2 separate regions of the Homo sapiens genome follow, and region 1 is linked to region 2. A link is a loop called in an ENCODE intact Hi-C map of the cell type or tissue named here. Cell type or tissue: transverse colon. All regions are shown on one strand. Each heading gives the region's core, and the rest is flanking DNA. Links, peaks and the distances in the headings are about the cores only.

Region 1 (5,467 bases), core at 814-3,313, 55 kb before region 2:
AGACCTACCGGCCACACCTCCAGGAAGCAGAGACACAAAAAGAGAGGAAAACAGAGGCAGCCTTAGGAACCCTTCAGACCTAAGGAAAGTTCAGGGAAGGAGCCTATCTGAGAAGGCACAGCCTTGGCACTGGACAAGCTCTCTGTCTTTTTGAGAACTAATAGGCATTGCCTTTCAGTGAATACCTATAGTACCAAGTAGGGTGCTAAATGATTTACATGCATTATTTACATCTTCCTGGCAACCTTGCAAAATAAGCATGCATTCATTCATTCGTTCCGGAAGGTATTCCTTTCTTTCTTTGTTTAGAGACAGAGTCTCACTCTATTGCCCAGGCTGGTGTGCAGTAGTGTGGTCCTAGCTCCTTGTAGCCTCAAACTCCTGGGCTCAAATGATCCTCCTACCTCAGCCTCCCCAGTAGCTAATACTACAGCACATGTCATCATGCCCAGATAATGTTTTTTCTTGTTTATTTTTGTGGAGACAGGGATCTTATTATATTACCCAGGCTGGTCTCAAACTCCTGGGCTCAAGCAATTTTCCTGTCAGCCTCCCAAAGTACTGGGATTACAGGTGTGAGCCACCTTATCCAGCCCTCCCTATAAGTATTTCTTGAGCACATGCATACCTGGGCACTGTTCCCTATTTTGAGGATTTGGTGGTGATCTTTCTAGACAGACACAATCCCTGACCCTCATGGAGTTTATAATTAGTCAGAAGAGCCAGGCAATATACAAGTAACTAAATAACTTAAGTATTTTGGAAGGTGGTTGAGGAGGATCTAAGCGGGGTAGGCAACATTGGAGCAGAGACCTGGACAAAGTTCAAGTGTGAGTCGTTCTCAGTAGAGGGAACAGCATGTGCAAAGGCCCTGAGGTAGGAGGGGGCTGATGGGTTTGAGGGGTAGCCAGAGGACCAGTGTGGCTGGCACACAGGGAGCAATGGGATGGCATGAGGGTAAGATCAGGAAGGCAGCAGAGAGTCGACAGGACCTGGCCTTGGAAGCCATAGGAACACAATGGGGTGTGAGGGGCTTGAGCTGGGAGTGATGAGCTCTGATTGATAATTTACAAAGATCCCTCTGGCAGTGCAGCAGGGAAGAACTGGGGCAGGGGAAGGCCAGGTGTCTAATAAGGAGGCTGATGCCTTAGTACAGGTGAGAGAAGATGGTAGCTTGGACCAGAGTCATGGCAGTAGGGATGAAGAGAAATATTTCATTTGGGATACAGTGTGGAGGTAGAGCCAATTAGAACAAATGCTGGCCGAGCACAGTAGCTCACACCTGTAATGCCAGCGTTGTGGGAGGCTGAGTCAGGAGGATGGCTTGAGGCCAGGAGTTTGAGACCAGTTTGGGCAACATAGTGAGACCTCGTCTCTACCAAGAAAAAAAAAAAAGTAATTCAGTGGGTGTGGTAGCGTGCTCCTGTAGTCCCAGCTACTCAGGAGGCTAAGTCAGGAGGATCAACTGAGCCCAGGAGTTTGAGGCCGCAGTAAGCTATGATTGTGCCACTGCACTCCAGCCTGAGAGACAGAGCCAGACCCTGTCTCTAAGAAAAAAAAAAAATAATAAAGAATCCTCTTCATTCACAAATGAGCAAACAGAGAAGAAGCATGACTTGCCCCAAGGTTTCCCAGTGAGTTGATGGAACTGGGACCAATACCCAGAATTCCCAGATGAAAACCTCCTCTGCGCCCCAAGTTGCTGTCTTACAACAGGGGTTCGTAAAGTTTTTCTGTGAAGGAACAGAGAGCAAATATTTTAGCCTCTGCAGGCCGTAAAGTCTCTACTGCAGTTGTTCAGCTCTGCCATTGAGCCTCAAAAAGTGGCCACACACAACATGAAAGCAAACGCCCGTGGCTACGTAATGCTAAAACTTTATTTACAAGAATAGACGTCTGGTCCAGGGGCCATAGTTTGCCAATTCTTGATCTAAAATGATCCAGGAAGACTTTCCAAAGAAGAGGAATCATTTAAAGAAGCAAAAATAACCTTATTAAATGATTTAGGTTAATGGGACAGAACTTCTGTGCCCTGAGAATATAAAAATGCCCACTGCAAAGAGAAAGAAAAAAGGTAACTCAGGCATTTGACATAAGCTAGGAAACTTCCTGCTCCAAGAAGAAGTCCTGGCTTAAACCCACGGTGGGGAGGGCTGAGAAGGAGTTCTAGCCTGGAGGTGCCTGGCCGATAAGAGGACCTAAGGAGGTGGGGGAGCTAAGACCATCCCAGTGCCATTAGCATCACAGATGTGCAGGCTGGCAACGCCTCTAGACCATTGGCACTCTGTGAGGGTCCCAGGAGAGAAAGCAGGACACAGATGCTATTCTGGAGCATAAAATGGGTTGGAAAAATGAAAGCAGAGCCCCGGGAGGGAAAGTAGCCCTTGGGGTCCCTGTCCTCTGTAGAAACAAAGGTTGGCAAAACTTGCAAAGCAGTAGTTGCTGTTTTTTTTATTGGTGTGAGTTTATGCATGTGTTTGTTTGTGTGGGAGAAGTGGATTTTTTTTCTTTACATTTGTTATTTGGTTTAACAAAGGCATTTTGGCAATATCTGGGTCTTTATGCGGCTTCATCACTTGGTGTGAGACTTTGCCACACTTGGGCTGTCTGAGCCTCAGTTTCCTTCCCTATGAATCAGGAAATAATCAAGGTAGGGGTGGCATCTCACTGGGTTGGCCCAGTGCCTCTCAACTCTGCGTGTGCATAAAACACCCCAATGCCCAGGATGCCCCCCACCCCAGAGATTCTGATATCATCAGAATCAGCCAGCCAGAACGAAGCTCTGCCACTGCTATTTTTAAAAGCTGCCCACCCAATTCTAGAGTGTCACCAGGATCAAGAACCACTCTGTGCTCTACATAGATATCAGGAAGTGGTTCTCAACTGGGGCCCTTTGGCCCACAGAGGACACTTAGCAATGTTGAGATATTTGGATTGTCACAGCTAGGAGGTGGGGGTGCTGTTGGCATTATCTAGTGGCCAGGGATGCTGCCAAACATCCTACTCTGCATAAGACAGCCCCACACAACAAAGAATCATCAATAGTATTGACACCTTGATGGGAGGGACTGCTGTGTGATGTGACGGGGCTAAGTTCAGGAAAGATCTAAACAGGAAGTTTTGCCACAAAGGTCCAGCAGGTCTCGAAGCAGGTACAGGTTCCTCCAGGGAGCCTCTCCAGGTTTCCGCCAGGTGTGCTGGGCTCCCACGGCTCCATCTGCATCAGTCAGGGGCCAGTGAGGACATCAGAAGCCTCTTCAGGTATTACCCACAGAGGAAACGAAGGCAGAAAATTGGTTACTTTGAAGAGGCAGAAAGCTCAACAGAGAACAGAGAGGAGACACCTGGAGACTGGCAAGAGTGGGAAGCTGCTTCCACCCACCCGACTCTAAGGAACAGAGGAAAGGGATGGTATCACCAGAACCTCAGAAAACACTAGAACCAAGGCCAGGTGTAGTGGCTCACGCCAGTAATCCCAGCACTTTGGGAGGCCAAAGTGGGCGGATCACTTGAGGTCAGGAGTTTGAGACTAGCCTGGCCAACACGGTGAAACCCTGTCTTTACTAAAAATACAAAAATTAGCTGGGTGTGGTGGCATGCACCTGTAGTCCCAGCTACTCAGGAGGCTGAGACAGGAGAATCACTTCACCCCTGGAGGAGGAGGTTGCAGTGAGCCAAGATCACGCCACACCACTCCAGCCTTGGAGACAGAGCAAGACTCTGTCTCAAAAAAAAAAAAAAAAAAAGAAAGAAGAAACTAGAGCCATAGCTGGCAGCTTTTCAGCAGGAGAGGGAGCTGCAGAGGAGATGCAATGGTGACTGGAGAAGCCACCCATGGTAGAGAGAGATGGGGAGAAATCTCCCGGCTTCTCTCACCCTCTGCCCTCAATCCTTTGACAGCGCCTCCTCTTGGCCAAACCCGGGTAACCCAGGAGCCTGGAAGCATGGGCTGCAGGCATCACCCTCCCCTCCATCTCCCATGGTATAGCCCTGGGCAGGGGAAGATAGGAAATGGATCCAAGGGCAAGGGAGCTTCAGACCAGCCCACTATGTCCCATGTCCTGCTCCCAGAACTCGTAGACTGGGCCTTCACTGGCCACCTGTCCGTGCACCATATCTGACTATCTCATTGACAGTAATACATACCCTGGTGCCTACCACGGGCTGGCACCGAGGAGGGGCTCTGGCTTAGTCTCACAATGCATAAGGGGGCATGTGTGTGTGGGACACACCACCGTGACCCCTTATGCCTCCATTCAGGAGGAGTTTCAAAGGAGGGACTCTTGGAAGCAACCTCGGGACTTTCCATGAGGTCCTCTGACTGCAGTGTCTTGGGCACCTGTTATCTACCCAACCCTGGGCTGCGGGCTTTAGGTGTTCAGAAGTCAAACAAAAGTTGGCAAACAAGCCAGGCCAACATGGTAAAACCCCATCTCTACTAAAAATACAAAAATTAGCCAGGCATGGTGGTGGGCGCCTATAGTCCCAGCTACTCAGGAGGCTGAGACAGGAGACTCGCTTGAACCCAGGAGGCGGAGTTTGCAGTGACCTGAGATTGTGCCACTGCACTCCAGCCTGGGCAATAGAGCGAGACCCCATCTAAATAAATGAATAAATATAAATAAAAAAGATGGCAAACGAAATAGATGAGGTATCTACCCTTGGGGAGCTGACATTTTAGTGGGAGACAAATGGAAAGCAAGTAAACAAATGCATTCAATAATTCCAGATAACTAAGTGGTAGGAGGGGAAAAATAGGATGCTGGATCAAAAACAATCAGGAAGATGGCACAGGGACTGTCTTCTGCAGAGGAGTGGACAAAAGCCTCTCTGAGGTGATGTTGAATCTGAGACCTGGACAAAGTAAAGGAAGGAGTCCTGCAGCTTTCTGGAGGAAGAACATGCCAGGCAGGGGGAGCAGCAAGGGCAAAGGCCCTGAGGTAGGAGTGCATCTGGTGTGTTTGGAGAACAACAGCGGCCAGAGATGGTAGAGGGTCTCATAGACTAGAGCCACACATTGAGTTCTAGTTTGAGAAAGATGGAAGAGCTTTAGGCAGGAGAGCAACATGATCTGATTCCTGTGTTTATAAGATTACCCCACCTCTTGTATGGAGATAGGAACCAAGCTGAATAAATGAATCATGCTATCATTGATTCACTTGGACTTTACAGCACTAGTGAATTCTTCCCCCACCCCCAAAATAAGGAACCATTTTAAGTTTGTGAATGCTTCATCTCACCAAGATTGAAAATGTTAAAAAAAAAAAATACTGGCTCTTATCATTATAATTTAAAAATAGAATAGACATTTTAACACCAAAAAAAAAAAAGCTAAACAAAACCAGTAGGAAGGACAAAATCTCAGAATAAGGGACAATGGTTTGTATTAGATACATTTAGCTTTGTATGAAGCTCCTGCCTTCCTACTAACTTTTTGGTGTTTTGTTTGCTTCCTTAATAAAGAGTC
Region 2 (6,885 bases), core at 2,734-5,233:
TCAAGAGAGGTATGCCCCACGCCCCAGCTCAGCGCTCCCCAAAACTCCCACCCCAGGCTAGTGTGCGCCTCCTCGCCAGTAATTAATTACCGAACTCAAGGGGGAATATGCAAACCGCATATTACTAACTCTACAGGGCTTAAGTGATTGGAAACAGATTATTATCTTGTTTGTCTTTTGTCTGTTTTACTTATCCCGCCGCCGTCTGTCGAGTTGTAATGTTGATACTCTTTACTCTAGGAGGAAGATTTTTATATAGTAAATTCCATCAACATCTTGTATAAGTGACATTGCGTCTCCATGCATTACCCTGTTAAGACACAAGCGGTTTATTAGTTACATATAGGAGGGGATTTCGCTGCCTGGTCGCCATCTGTTAGCGCTGTTAGGTCGGGATGAGTCTAATAGCTGGTCTGCTGGCATTTTCCGATGCTGTGCACCGGGGAAGGTGGTGGGCTAGAGAAGGCCGGGCGGGTTCTGGGCAGCTTGGCTGAGCCCAGGTCCAGGGAGTTCTCGAACTGGGGCTGAGCTGTACTGAGGATGAGGCCCCCAACGCAACTCTAGGGGACTGCAACAAGGGCAGGATTGGTGAGTTCCCCTACAAGAGATGGAAGATCAGACCAGGGCTTCTGGAAACAGAGTCCTCATCTCCTGCAACCAAACATCCAGCCCCAGGTGACTGACGCTCATCCCTACTCAGGGCTGCTCTCATCTTCTTCCCTCTTCCTACGACCTCCCTGGCCTGGCCACACGGTTGTTAGAGCCTGGCTATGCATTGAAGCTCTCTGGGAGATGAGGACTAGTGGATCTGAGATTCAGATAGAGCTGGGTACACAGGCCCCCAGCCACCACCAATGGGTGGGCAAAGCCTGGGCTGGAAACACACACCAGACAGGGCACTTTGCATATTTTGTGGGGTTTGGGGGAGAATGGGCTCAGTGTGCCTAGTCTGGAGCAGAGAAGAAAGTGGTTGGATGGAGGTTCTGAATGATCATGAAGCACGTGGTGGGGGTGCAAGTCTTCCCCCCACACCCCAAAATCTGCACGATGCAAAATAAGGAGCATTCATCTCAGCTTTGAGTCGGATGCTGGATTTGGAAGCTCCAGCAGAGAGGCCAGGGGAGGAGAACAAAAAAAAAGAGAGAGAGAGAAATGGAGAAAGAAAACAAGGGAGAACCAAGAGAAAATGAAACAGAAAGAGAACAGATTCTGAGCATAAGAGAAAAACGGAGACAGAAAGGAAAAGAGATATGGTGAGAACTCGGGAGAGACAGAAAAAGCCTAGTGAGACAAAGACGGAGAAGGCAGTACAGTTCACCTCTGCCGGGAGCCTGAGCACCTCTCTCCTCTTCGGGTTCTTATTTCTTTCCAGCTCTGCCCCTGCCAGAGCTCAAGGATCCTTTAAGCCCAGGCGGGCAGGGCCAAGTGCTGCCAGAAACTGCAGTTCCATTTGAAGTCTCTCATGGCCGAGCCTAGGAGGCCAAGTGAGATTCATCCTGCCTGTTCCTGGTTGAGCTGGGCTCTAACCAGCGTTACTACTATGCTCTGTAGATGCCTGTCCCCTGACAAGCTAGAGGGTCAGGTAACAGCACCAATAAGCAGAAGCTGCCCGGGTTAGGGATTCCTTTTCCAGCGGGCTGGCTGGTGAGTCAATGCTCCACTCTGTAACCAGCACTCACCAATTCCCTGTCCCTAGCAAGATCACCTCCCCTAGATACTGTGGGGGACAGTGCTAGGCCTGAGAGGAAGGGGGACAAGTGGGCATCCCTGAGCCCCAACACAGGCATCCACAAATCCTGCTCCCTCAACCTCCGAATCCACAAAGGTAAGCGCAGCTAGGAGTACACACACAAACACAAATACAAACATAACCCCCTCACACACACATACACACACACACACAAAAGCCTACAGGAGTTGCATAAACAAAAAACTACTGTTTGCACAAATACACACATTTGCAGGCACACACACACAGCGACTGGCACACAAACATAGCTCTTCAGAATTCTGCACTCACAAACACAACCAAGCCAGCTCAGTCTCATACACACAGGGTCTCAAGCATGCACGCCCTCACCTACACACAAACACACACATTCAGATTTTTCAAAGTACACCTTCACATCAATGCTTGCAAACACAGACACAAACACTCTTACGTGAATGCACACGTACACATGAAAACACCCTCACATTTATGCATCCTCAAATAAGCAAACACACATAGGCACAGACCAACAAAAATAAAAGTGCACACAGTGATAAACACAAACATTAGCAGGACCATACACAATTACAAACACACGAATCTGCACACACGAAAACGCACACGCAGAAATTTACTCACAGGATTGATGGTACTAACACAATAAACAGATGCAAAAATGGAATTCTCAAACAGCGAGTATACACTAACAAGCTCAGGAAACACACCCAAACAAACATTCACAGCCAAGTGCTGGCACAAACCCCTCCAGCTCCAGCCCTTGGTCCCAGGCCCTACTCCCTCAGCCCCCTTTCCAGAAGCGAAAGGCAAATCCTGGTTGCCCATTCCCGGCTTCCCCAACTAGGATCCCTGGTGGCCACGCTGGCCCCAGGGGAAAGGAGGCCTGGTCCCTTCTCCTACTCAGACCCACACACCCCCTCCTCACGCACACCTGCCAACATCCCCCCTCCCCCTTAACACACACACACTCTCTCTCCTCACACTCTGGGCGCCCTGCCGAGCACGGAACATACGTGCGCCGCTTCTCCTGCGCCCAATGAGGGGACGAACTTGCACACCCAGCCCGCACGGCGTGAATACAAACAGCGCTCTCATAGTCGCTGGTGTCCCCCGCCTCAGCCGTACGACCCACTCACCACAGTGCCCCATAGGCTGACCTGGAATCTGGAAGGTGCAGCGAGGAAAGGAGAGACGTGGTGAGTGCCACCTCCGAGCTGTCTGCGGGAAGACCCGTCCACCCTGAATCTCCCCCTGTCCACATCTCCCTCAGAGCCCCGTGAGCAGCGCACTCAGGCCTGAAACTCTGGAGTTCGGGACCAGGCCAAATGGCACCCCTCCTGCTCCCCCGCCTCCCCACCCTGGGCCTGGGCCTGGGCTCGGCGGCCGGGCGGGGAAAACTACCCAGGCCGCGCGGTCTCCACTAGCTCTCTCCATGAGAAAGGCCCGGCTGGGCCCCAGCCCCGTGTATGACAAAAAGAAGCCGGGGCCGGCTCCAGGAGCCGGGAGAACCGCGCTGACGCAGCTTCAGGGCGCAGAGGGGGCGCGGGGGTGGGGGAATCCAATCTGGGCTGGCTGGGCTGGAGAAGGGGAGCGAAGTGTGGGGCGTGGGGCAACTTCTGCAAGTTCCAGGGATGGCGAAGGGGGCAGGGGTACCTCCCGGACTAGGCCTTGGAACCCGTGACCCCCAAATATTTGTGAGGAGAAAGAGAGAGGAAGAGAGACGCAATTTTCGTTTCGCGCTGCCCCCGCCCCGTCAGCCCCAAACTGGAAGGTAAATACTTACTTAGCCTCCGAACCAGGTACAAGCTAATACTCAACAATACTGATGCCTTGTTTTTTTTGCTCTGTCCGGACAGCAACGCTGTAGCCAATTTAGATATGCTATAAATTTAAGAGGTTGCCATGGCCACGGTGCGCCCATTGGCCGCTGGGCCCCCTACGTGCAGCGCCACGTCACCAAATCTGAATAAGGATGCGCGAATTACGCGGCGACCAGACAAAGATGAGGATCCGGACCGCTTGAAAGTGGGGGAAAGTGCCGGCGCCTCCGCCACCGGGGAAAGCCGCTCCGCAGCGCCGAGGCCAGCAGCCACCCGAGATACCTGGGGAAGCCCGGAACAGGCGCCGGGGCGTGCGGCCCGTGGCATGAGGTTGTGAACGCCACCCGCCCCCCACCACCCCACTCCGGGCAGCCCAGCGCCAGGCCAGAGATTGCCCAAGGACTGGACCGGCTGAGTCTTGGTCCGGACCAGACTCGCCCTGCAGCTGCTGAGACAAGAGGCGAAGGGCAGCGGAGGGCCCGGCAGGCCCGAGGGCCAGGGGCCCAAAGGGAGGGCAAGGCGGCCGAAGCCGCCGGGGCGCGGGGCTATGATGGTGCACTGCGCCGGTTGCGAGCGGCCCATCCTCGACCGCTTTCTGCTGAACGTGCTGGACCGCGCGTGGCACATCAAATGTGTTCAGTGCTGCGAGTGCAAAACCAACCTCTCGGAGAAGTGCTTCTCGCGCGAGGGCAAGCTCTACTGCAAAAATGACTTTTTCAGGTAAGAGGCCGCGCCGCTCTGCTGCCTGCGCGCCCACCCTGCGCGCGCTCCACTGGGGCGCTGGGGAAGGGGATACCCCCATCCCCATCCCAGCCTCCCCGGATCACAAGCTTAGATGGGGAGCGGGCAGCACTTTGCTCTCCTCCTGTCCTTGGTCCAGGAAAGGTCCCGAGCCCAGGCGGAGGAAGAAGGACGCTGCTTCGCTGCCTCACGTTGGCTCGAGGCCGGCTCAGAGCGCTGGCGGGGCAGAGGGAGGAAGCCCTGACAAACTTGCTATCCACTCCTCTCCGCCCCTTCCAAGCAGCTGCAACCCCAAGACAGAAGCTTCAAGCCCCGTCCCGAGAGAGAGGAAGGATTTTTGCATGAGTTAGAGACGCCTGAAGGCTTCTCGCTCCAGGCAGAATGTGTGAGCCCATCGGCCGCAATCCCAAACAGAAACTTCTCAGCTCCAGAGGGGGCCCAGCGAGGAAGGTCTCCCCTGGTGATGGGAGGAGAGAACCTCCCCCACCCACCTCCCAACCCCTTAAACATTTCCTCCCATGTTGAAAAGTAGAAACGAAATCGAGGCTGAGAATCAGGACCTCTGGGGTCTAGACTGGGCTGTGGCACCTCCCCAGCCCCCCTACCCCTGTGGGCCCTGTGGCTGGCCAGGGCAGATCACCTCTCTGGGCCTCAGTTTCCCCAGCCTGGAAGCCACTGGAGTTTGGGGCAGCTGAGCCCTACCTGTTTCCTCTGGGCACCCAGAGCCGGCTTTGTGAACAGGAATTCCCCGCGCTGAGGAATGGGGGCGTGAATCACGCCACAGAGAAAGGCAGCCTGCCGGCCCCAGCGACTCCGCACTGAGAATTTGAATGGGAGAAAATGTCAGCCGCTCCTTTACACGTGTTAACTCCCTGGACCCGGAGGCCCGATGCCCCTAATGTAGCAGTGCTTGCAAAGTGCCTAATGATTTTTGATAAGGTGCATATGGCCAATTACGCTGCCGGATAAGGCCAAAAGTGACTTATGGCTTCTAATGCCCTCACTACATCAATGTCACCCAAATTCGCCCTGTTTAGAGACATGGGTGTGAGTAGATGTGGGGTCCCTAGAGTCCTGGGTCCTCCCCCACCCCACCCCCAACCTGAGCCTCACCCATCTCCTATTTCGGGGGAGGCTGGCTTTCTCCCTGAGCTCAAAGAAGAAAGAAAAGGAATGAGATCAGGAACGCGGGAAAGCGGGGATTTGAGAGATTCCTGTCCTGGCCTTGCAGGATCTATGATTGTCCTCTATTCACATTCCCCTGCTGCCTGCCAGGCCAGAGGTTTAGGGGGGCTGAAACTCATCCCTGCTCTCTAGGGTCCATCACTATGAGGCCCTGCTGTCCACAGCTCCTGATTAGCTCCAGCGGGTCCCAGAGCGGTGGATTGGAAAGCCTCTCCATTGGTACTGGAAATCAGTGGAAGGTTCCCTCCTTTCTGCTTCCTCCTTCCAGCCTAGGAGAAGGGCTCCCCACCTCATGGCTAGGCTCAGCCAGCCAGGCAGATTGGCCCTAGCTAGGCAGCAGCAGACTAGAAAGGATCCAGGAGGCAGAGCCACCAAGTGGCCCAAACCCTCCCCGCCTGGCTTCAAATCATTCATGGACTCTGAGTTTGCCTGGAGCAGCCCAGGCAGGCCTGGCAGGGGTTGGGTTTGGGGGAGGACATCTTGGGGTGCTCTGGGCTCTCTTCTTGGCTGAAGGCTGCACCCACTGCTCACCCCTTCCCAGCTCAGGAGAGTCTGAAAAGCCCCAGTGGAGGCATGGCAGTCCCAGTCCCAAAAGCAGCTCAGGACATTTGTCCCACTTCTCCCACTCTGGCCAGAGCGCTCAGGATTGGGGTTCCGTTTGACAGATATGGAAATGGGGACTTCACCGAAGCCAGGTCGGGTGGGAAGAGGTCAGGGGCTGGGGAGGGCTGGATGCAGTCCCACCCCATAGTGACAGGCACATTGTGTCCACAGGCGCTTTGGCACGAAATGCGCCGGCTGCGCGCAAGGCATCTCGCCCAGCGACCTGGTGCGCAAGGCCCGGAGCAAAGTCTTTCACCTCAACTGTTTCACCTGCATGGTGTGTAACAAGCAGCTGTCCACCGGCGAGGAGCTCTACGTCATCGACGAGAACAAGTTCGTGTGCAAAGACGACTACCTGAGCTCATCCAGCCTCAAGGAGGGCAGCCTCAACTCAGGTAGGAAGCCTGGGCCCCTCACTAGCCTTAGGCCTTAGCACCCTCCCACCGTGCCCAGCCTGGCACTCCCTACTTGGCCCCCGGTGTGCTGTCTGTGCTGAGCTTGGAGCTCATCAGCCCCAGGCAGTTCTAGGGCAAGGCAAGGGGGTTAGAGGCTAGAGAAGAGAAGTGGCTTTGGAGCAGGTTTTACAGGGGATCTGAGACCTGCCAGCTCTGCCTCACCCTCCTCCAATTCAGGAGCCTTTTCCAAGTTGCCCTCCTCCCCTAATTTGGAAGCGCACAATTCCCCCTTATGTGTCACTTGAGCTCCAGGTAATTTCTTGATGCACTGGAAGGACATTAATTGAGGTCTGGAGAGAGGAGGGAAGAGAGAGGAAGATCCAAGCCCCAAGGGAATCTGTGCCCTCCTTGT

The links. Peaks named below come from ENCODE experiments on the same cell type or tissue, not always from the same donor. Only the 100,000 strongest peaks of a DNase experiment are listed, where the experiment ranks them.
Region 1: it touches region 2 in a loop (20-fold over the local background); 2 of 110 quality-filtered maps call a loop at or near these places.

The regions. Positions count from the first base shown.
Region 1 is chr12:113,523,162-113,528,628 of GRCh38, reverse strand. No RefSeq gene overlaps it. Among named protein-coding and RNA genes, the nearest start is that of LHX5-AS1, 54 kb to the right of the region's middle. In transverse colon, for the core only: no CTCF peak of the experiment used is centred there; no DNase peak of the experiment used is centred there; H3K27me3 peaks cover 2,500 bases.
Region 2 is chr12:113,468,710-113,475,594 of GRCh38, reverse strand. It overlaps LHX5 (LIM homeobox 5), which reads left to right and starts at 3,724. Exons shown (of 5, transcript NM_022363.3): 1 at 3,724-4,269; 2 at 6,250-6,473. The coding sequence starts at 4,097. LHX5-AS1 (LHX5 antisense RNA 1) reads right to left here and starts at 3,592. Exons shown (of 2, transcript NR_126425.1): 1 at 3,513-3,592. RefSeq lists enhancers at 3,842-4,642, 6,740-6,885. In transverse colon, for the core only: no CTCF peak of the experiment used is centred there; no DNase peak of the experiment used is centred there; H3K27me3 peaks cover 2,500 bases.